Regions from separate parts of the Homo sapiens genome. Here region 1 is linked to region 2. The links are chromatin contacts, found by Hi-C in ENCODE. All regions are on one chromosome and are shown on one strand. Each heading gives the region's core, a stretch centred on a gene start or an enhancer-like site at or near the end of the contact. The rest is flanking DNA. Distances are from core to core; before and after follow the strand shown.

Evidence for each region. A loop is a pair of places that touch in the nucleus more often than their neighbours do. Pooled maps may share reads with other maps.
Region 1: a loop to region 2 is called in a map of IMR-90, with 5 times the contacts of the local background. The contact joins the enhancer-like site here to the promoter of GKAP1 in region 2. A Hi-C loop is called at or near these places in 1 of 168 maps with a recorded cell type or tissue (IMR-90), 3 of 37 single-sample maps with no recorded cell type and 2 of 50 pooled maps.

What each region holds. Positions count from the first base shown.
Region 1 is chr9:83,664,281-83,667,046 of GRCh38, forward strand. UBQLN1 (ubiquilin 1) reads right to left here. Exons shown (of 11, transcript NM_013438.5): 8 at 2,070-2,153; 9 at 750-865. Among named protein-coding and RNA genes, the nearest start is that of UBQLN1-AS1, 42 kb to the right of the region's middle. Within about 2 kb of position 1,456, at least 2 of the 41 ENCODE cell types and tissues checked have a DNase peak (open chromatin) inside an H3K27ac peak, as active enhancers do.
Region 2 is chr9:83,816,072-83,819,279 of GRCh38, forward strand. It overlaps GKAP1 (G kinase anchoring protein 1), which reads right to left and starts at 1,698. Exons shown (of 13, transcript NM_025211.4): 1 at 1,446-1,698; 2 at 925-1,056. LOC101927552 (a long non-coding RNA gene) reads left to right here and starts at 1,595. Exons shown (of 6, transcript XR_001746793.2): 1 at 1,595-1,656; 2 at 2,330-3,208. RefSeq lists a silencer at 1,073-1,892.

The sequences.
Region 1 (2,766 bases), core at 206-2,705, 150 kb before region 2:
TGCTGGTGCACACCTGTAGTATCAGTTACTTGGCAGGCTGAGGTAAGAGGATTGCTTTAGCCCAGGAGGTAGAGGCTGAAGTGAGCTGAGATCGCGCCACTGCACTCCAGTCTGCTCGATGGAGTGAGACTATCTCTAAAAGGAATTTAAAAAATAATAATAATCATTTTTAACTTTGAAAACCCTGACTTAAAAACAATCATAGCCAGGCACTGTGTCCCAACTACTGGGGAGGCTGAGGTGGGAGGATCACCTGAGCTTAGAAGTTCAAGTTCAGCCAGGGTAAAAGAGCAAAAACCGATCTCTTAATAAATAAATAAGTAAATAAATAAATAAAAACGGTGGGGGAGAACCAGGTGCTATGGCTCATGTCTCTGATCCCACTTTGGGAGGCCAAATCTCTTGAGCCCAGAAGTTTGAGACCAGCCTGGATAACATGGCAAAGCTCCATCTCTAAAAACAGTAACAACAACAAATTATATATATAAATTAGCTAGGTGTGGTGGTGCACACCTGTAGTCCCAGCTACTTGGGAGGCTGAGGTGAGAGAATCCCTTGAGCCCGAGAGGTCGAGGCTGCAGTGAGCCACAACTGCGCCCCCACACTCATAGCCTAGGCGAAGGGCGAGACCCTGTATCCCACCAAAAAAAAAAAAAAAAAAAAAAAGGCAGGCAGAATAATACTAAATCTGAAATTCTCAGAGAAAGTAACCATTATACACTTTCATTATCTTCCCCAAATAAGCCTACCCTGGGATGAGGCCCGGGGCTTCCGTTGCTAATGTCTGTAAACCCTGCTGAATCTGTAACAAGGCCTGCATTGCTCTAGGGTTTGACATTGCTGATAGTGTATCAGGATTCTGCATCTAAGGAAGAAAGAAAACTAGTGGTTACAAAGGAATTAAAATCAGTGAACGTAAATTTTTAAATCTTTTCTCTGTTATGCTTCTGGAGAAAATCTAAAACCTTACTCCTGGACACTGGTAATCCATAATTTCTTTCCCAAAATAAACGCAAGTATCTCCTCTTTGACAGCAAACCTAGTGTGCAAATTATTACTTGACCTCCTCCTAAGTCCATCATGAAAGCCATTTCCATAATGGAAGAAAATCAGGAGCTACTTTGGAAGCCACAACTATTCCCCTTCTCCAACAGAAGATAAAGTATTACTTCTAAGACACAACCTCCAAAGGCACAATTCTTACGACGTGGATATGGTAAAAAGCCACATATTCCACCTAACCAAGTGTTATCTGTTACTAATATAACAATTTTACCAGTAAGGTACACTCTAAAACAACAGTTCCAAATTTGACGTTAATACATGTATCCTGAGTTTAGCTTTACTACTTCCAAATATACACCACCTGACTAACCAAAGATAGGCTTACATCATTACAATAGATCAAGGACACCAACCTTGGAAAATGGTTTACAGGTCTGAGAGTCATTTGCATAATACATGAGGCCCTAGAACTACCAGTTTCAAAACACCAAGACTGACTTCTCTTTTGTCGTTTTAAATAATAAAATACCATGGCAATCTCAAGTACTCGTTTATACTATAACCTTCCTTACTTCCTTATATGACAACACTGACTATTTTAATCTTACTAATCCCGAGTTTGAGGAAATGAGATCTACCCCTTGGGGAAAAAAAGCCTTCTACTAATTTGGAAGAAAACCTATAAAATAGAATAGGGTAGCTCTTTCCTGTTACTCAAAATTAGTTAAACCATAAAGCGTAACATGACACAAGGAAGCACTTCAAAGTTAGTACAATGAAAGGAAATGGTTTATGGTATTAACAAAGCATTCAAAATCCTAGGTCCTCAAAAGCAAAAACAAAATGTTCTTTCCTCAGAATGTATGTTTAAGAAACATAAGCAAAAGGTCAGCAGTGAAATGGGACTCAGTGAAGATCAAGCTGAATTCTCTACGAATTGACAGCATTATTGGTCTCTATTCTATGTTTTGCTATCAGCCAGAGAAGAGCAAGGAAAAATGTTTATCATCAAATTTTTTCAAGCAAATCATTACCCAAGATAGCTAACATCTTGTCTTACTCACTTGTTGGAGGAAAGTTGGGAGCTGTTGTCTCATTTGTTCTTGAAGCTGAGGATTTCCAGCAAATAGGGGATTATTCAGCATCATCTATGGGGCAAGTGTTCAAACAATTTTAACTGGAAATATCTGAAACAAGTAATGTACCTTGTTTTATTCTATCTTCCCCCAAGTGCCTCAGCTGGCACTTAAAAGGGAGGAAGGTAGAACATAAATAAAAAAAGGAAAAGGGAAGATACTGTCCACAAGAGGGATCTCCAGAAGAACAAAAACAAAAAAATGAGGCATATTCTCTCTCAATGAGAATGGTGGTTATGATAATGACATGCAATATCCTAAAAAATAAAAGCAATCATTTTCTTAGGCTTTTCCTTGAACAAACGTGAATATATGCCATTGAAAGAAAAATGGGAGTAACTGGCATTCATGAAGATATATTTTCTACTACACTGGCAGAATAAACATAAACATCAATACATGAACTATGTAACATGGCTTGCTTAGAAACCTCAACACACAAGTGGCAGGCACAGAGAAAATCTAGATCTGAAAAGGACCACTACATCTACCTGCCTACTACAAAACAGCTAATATTAGGTCCAAAAAAATAACACCGCAAAACAGCAACCAACTTGCCAGAGAAATGGAGCTGCTAGGTGAAAATCAGTCAGGCCTAGCACCAACAGTCCTCTGGGAAAAGTAT
Region 2 (3,208 bases), core at 448-2,947:
CCAGCTACTCAGGAGGCTGAGGCAGGAGAGCTGCTTGAACCTGGAAGGCAGAAGGTGCTGTGAGCCGAGATCGCGCCATTACACTCCAGCCTGGGCAACAAGAGCAAAATTCCGCCTCAAGAAAAAAAAAAAATAGGGTTCACAATCAGCAAGTGTGAAGTGCATACTAAAACTCTGCTCCAAACACACTTACTGTAAGTGATGTAAACCCAATGGGTATGCCCCAAACTCCATTTTTTTCTCATAGTTAAGTACTGAGATCCCTCTCCAATCTGCAGCTCCCACTTTCTGCAGGCCAAGAAAGTTAAACAAAAAATACAAGCAGGTACTCAGTGAGGACCTGAGGGATTCTCCCACGAGTAAAATACATCTATTTTCACACAAGGTTCTTTTGGTCAACTTCTGGGTTTTGCTCTTACTCCAGAATTGAAGCTACTATAGTGTTATAAATCTGTTGAGAAAAGAAATCTAGACTTCTATGAAGATTTTTAATATTTTAATTTGCCAAAAAGCTTCTCAAATATTTTTATAGCTACAAGTCACATTTATTAAATGATTCCAGTTACAATCCCAAGCACATTTACTACACAACAGACAATGCTAAATGGTGAAGAAAAGTGTCTCCGGCTTTTTAGTGTAAGACAGACGATCTTTCATTAGTTCTTCTAATGAAAGCACTTGCATCTACTCTGAAAAATCTGGCGAAGGTAAAGAGTGAAAAAGAGGAGGAAGAGAAAAGGCAATCAGCCAATTTGATAAACTATTTTTGTCGTTACTGTTCAATATTTATGAAGCACCTTAATGCTAGAGATCTGACAAAAATTCGGTAAGGCTGTTCCAAACAATAACAGAAAAAAAAATCACTTTTCAATAGCTGGCGGGGGAGGAGGAGGAGCACTATATTCAAAAAGTAATTCACTATACCTCATTCATGAATGAAAGCCAAATTTCACCCATAGGCTGTTAACCGATGCTCCGAAACTTATTCGCAAAGTACATAGAGAAAGAAATTGCGCTGGGCGAAACCTAACTCGGGCAGAGAAGCGGCTTCAAAACCTGAAAGGGAGAAAACGAGTCAGGTCGTTGCTCCAGAAATTTCCGAGCGCCCGGCTCCCCGGGAGGGAGCGCGGGCGCCAGCGGCGGGGAGGGGACGGTGGCACCTGTCACTCGAGCGGCCCCCACGGGGTCTCGGGAGGCTCAGCGGTCGCCGGCCTGGGAGTCGGGTGCGAGTCCCTCCCCGCCGCCCCGAGCCTTGCGCCGAGCGTCGGGCCGCGGCCCTCCCGTGCCCTCTGCCCAGCGGCTCCGGTCAGTGGGGCCCGTCGCCTCAGGCCGAGTCCCCGCCACCCGAGGCCGGGGCGCCGAGGGGAGCGCTGTCGAGCCGCTGCCTACGCCTCCGGGGTGCCGGAGCGGACACCCGCGAGGCGGGCCCGCCTCCGCGTACTCACCGGGCCTCCCGTGCCGCCGGCTCGGCCCTCCTCTCCCTCCTCCCCCCGCCGCCGCCTCTCCCGCGGCTCCCCGGGCGGCCGCACTGGGCGTTGGGACTGGTCTGGGTCAAGTGTCGGCAGAGCTGGGGGCAGGCTCGCGCCGGGCGGGGGTCGCGGTCGGCCCACAGGCTGGGCACTAACGGGTCCCGGGGCGCCGGGGCGGACCGCGGAGGTGAGCGCGGCTGCAGGCTGCGGTGAGGGGCGGGGAGAGCGCGGCTGAGAGCAGGCGGGCGGGCGGAGGGTGGAGGGAAGCCCGGGCGGAGGAGGCGGCGTGAGAGCCTCGGGGCGGGGGCGGGGGCGGGGGCGGGGCCTGGCGCGTCCGCCGAGCGCGGGGGTTTGTTTATTTTCGCGGTTGGTAGCGGCGCTGGCGCTGGTTAGAGGTTCGCCGGTGACGTGAGCGCCCGAGTTGGGGGAGAGGACCAGAACCACCTGCTGGAGAAGGGGAGCTACGGGGGCCGGGCAGGGTCCAAACGCCTCACGTAGGCGGCGGCGCCACGGTCTTCGGGGTCACAGGGAAGAGAAGGGCTCTCCTCAAGCGGGTGGAAGGAGGGAGGCCTCCCGAGGGAGTGAGACTCTAGGCCACTCCCCCGCAGCAAGGCAGGATCACCTGCGACGCGGAGAGCGGTTAGAGGGCCCTGGAGTGGAAAAGGGCAGTGGGACCTGGTAGCTTGGGTTCCCTGCAACTTGGGGTTCGACCTCCAGGCAATGAAGTAGGGATGGTCCTGCAAGTCAAGATTCCAGTAGCAAGAGTGCATCAGATCTCTGTAAGGAAAATAACTAACATTGCTCAGTTCCCTGTAGAGTTGCAGGGCGCTTTAACGTTATCTCCCTTGGTTCTCCATCAGGTCGTAGTGGACTAATTTTACAGGCGAAGTTAAGTGACTTACCCAAAACCTCACAGCTAATAAACGGCAGAGCCGGCACCCAGCTGTACTGGCTTCCAATTCTGTTAGCTTACCAGCGCATCACATTATCTCCATAAATCCCCATGATTCAACTAATATTAGACGCCCCACAGGTAAGATGCTTCAGAGTTAGAGGGGAGTTGAAGATACCTTTGCCTTCAAAGAAGTAAGGAATAAAACAAAGATAAAACAGACAATAAAAGACAAACCATGATAGGTGCCACGTGAAAAGTGGCAGAGTACTGCCGGGAATCAAAGAACCGTGTATATCTGTCTTGGGGATAAGGAAAGAAAGGCAGCATGAAGGAGTAGGCATTTGGGATTGACCTTGAAGGAGACAGGGAGAGTTTTACAGCAAGCAGGGATAGCATGAGAATATATATGAAGGCGAATCAGTGAAAGTTGTGTTGGGGAAAGAGCAAAGACTCCAGGGTATGTTGAGAGGTAGAAAAGACAAAGGAGTATGGGGCCTAAGATACCAAATGGATGAATTTATATTTAATTCAGTATTTTGAGTTTTTATGGTTCAGAAGTTTGGGGGAAGAAAAGGAAGGTTTTTTTTTTTCTTTGTGCTAGTGATTTATCTGTGAGGGGAAGCAGAAATCAGAGGTGGAAAAACGGACAGATCTACTGTAGGCCAGGTAAAAATGATGAGTCTGACCTAAAGGGACAGCTAGGGGAATTTAAAAGAGCATAGTTGAGAGATGATGTGCATGCAGTATCTATAGAATTTGGCAACTGATTGATTAATTGTGGGTAGGAAGAGAGAAATCAAAGAAAGTGGAGGTTTTGAGTTTGTAGATAATTGCAAGAGAGAAA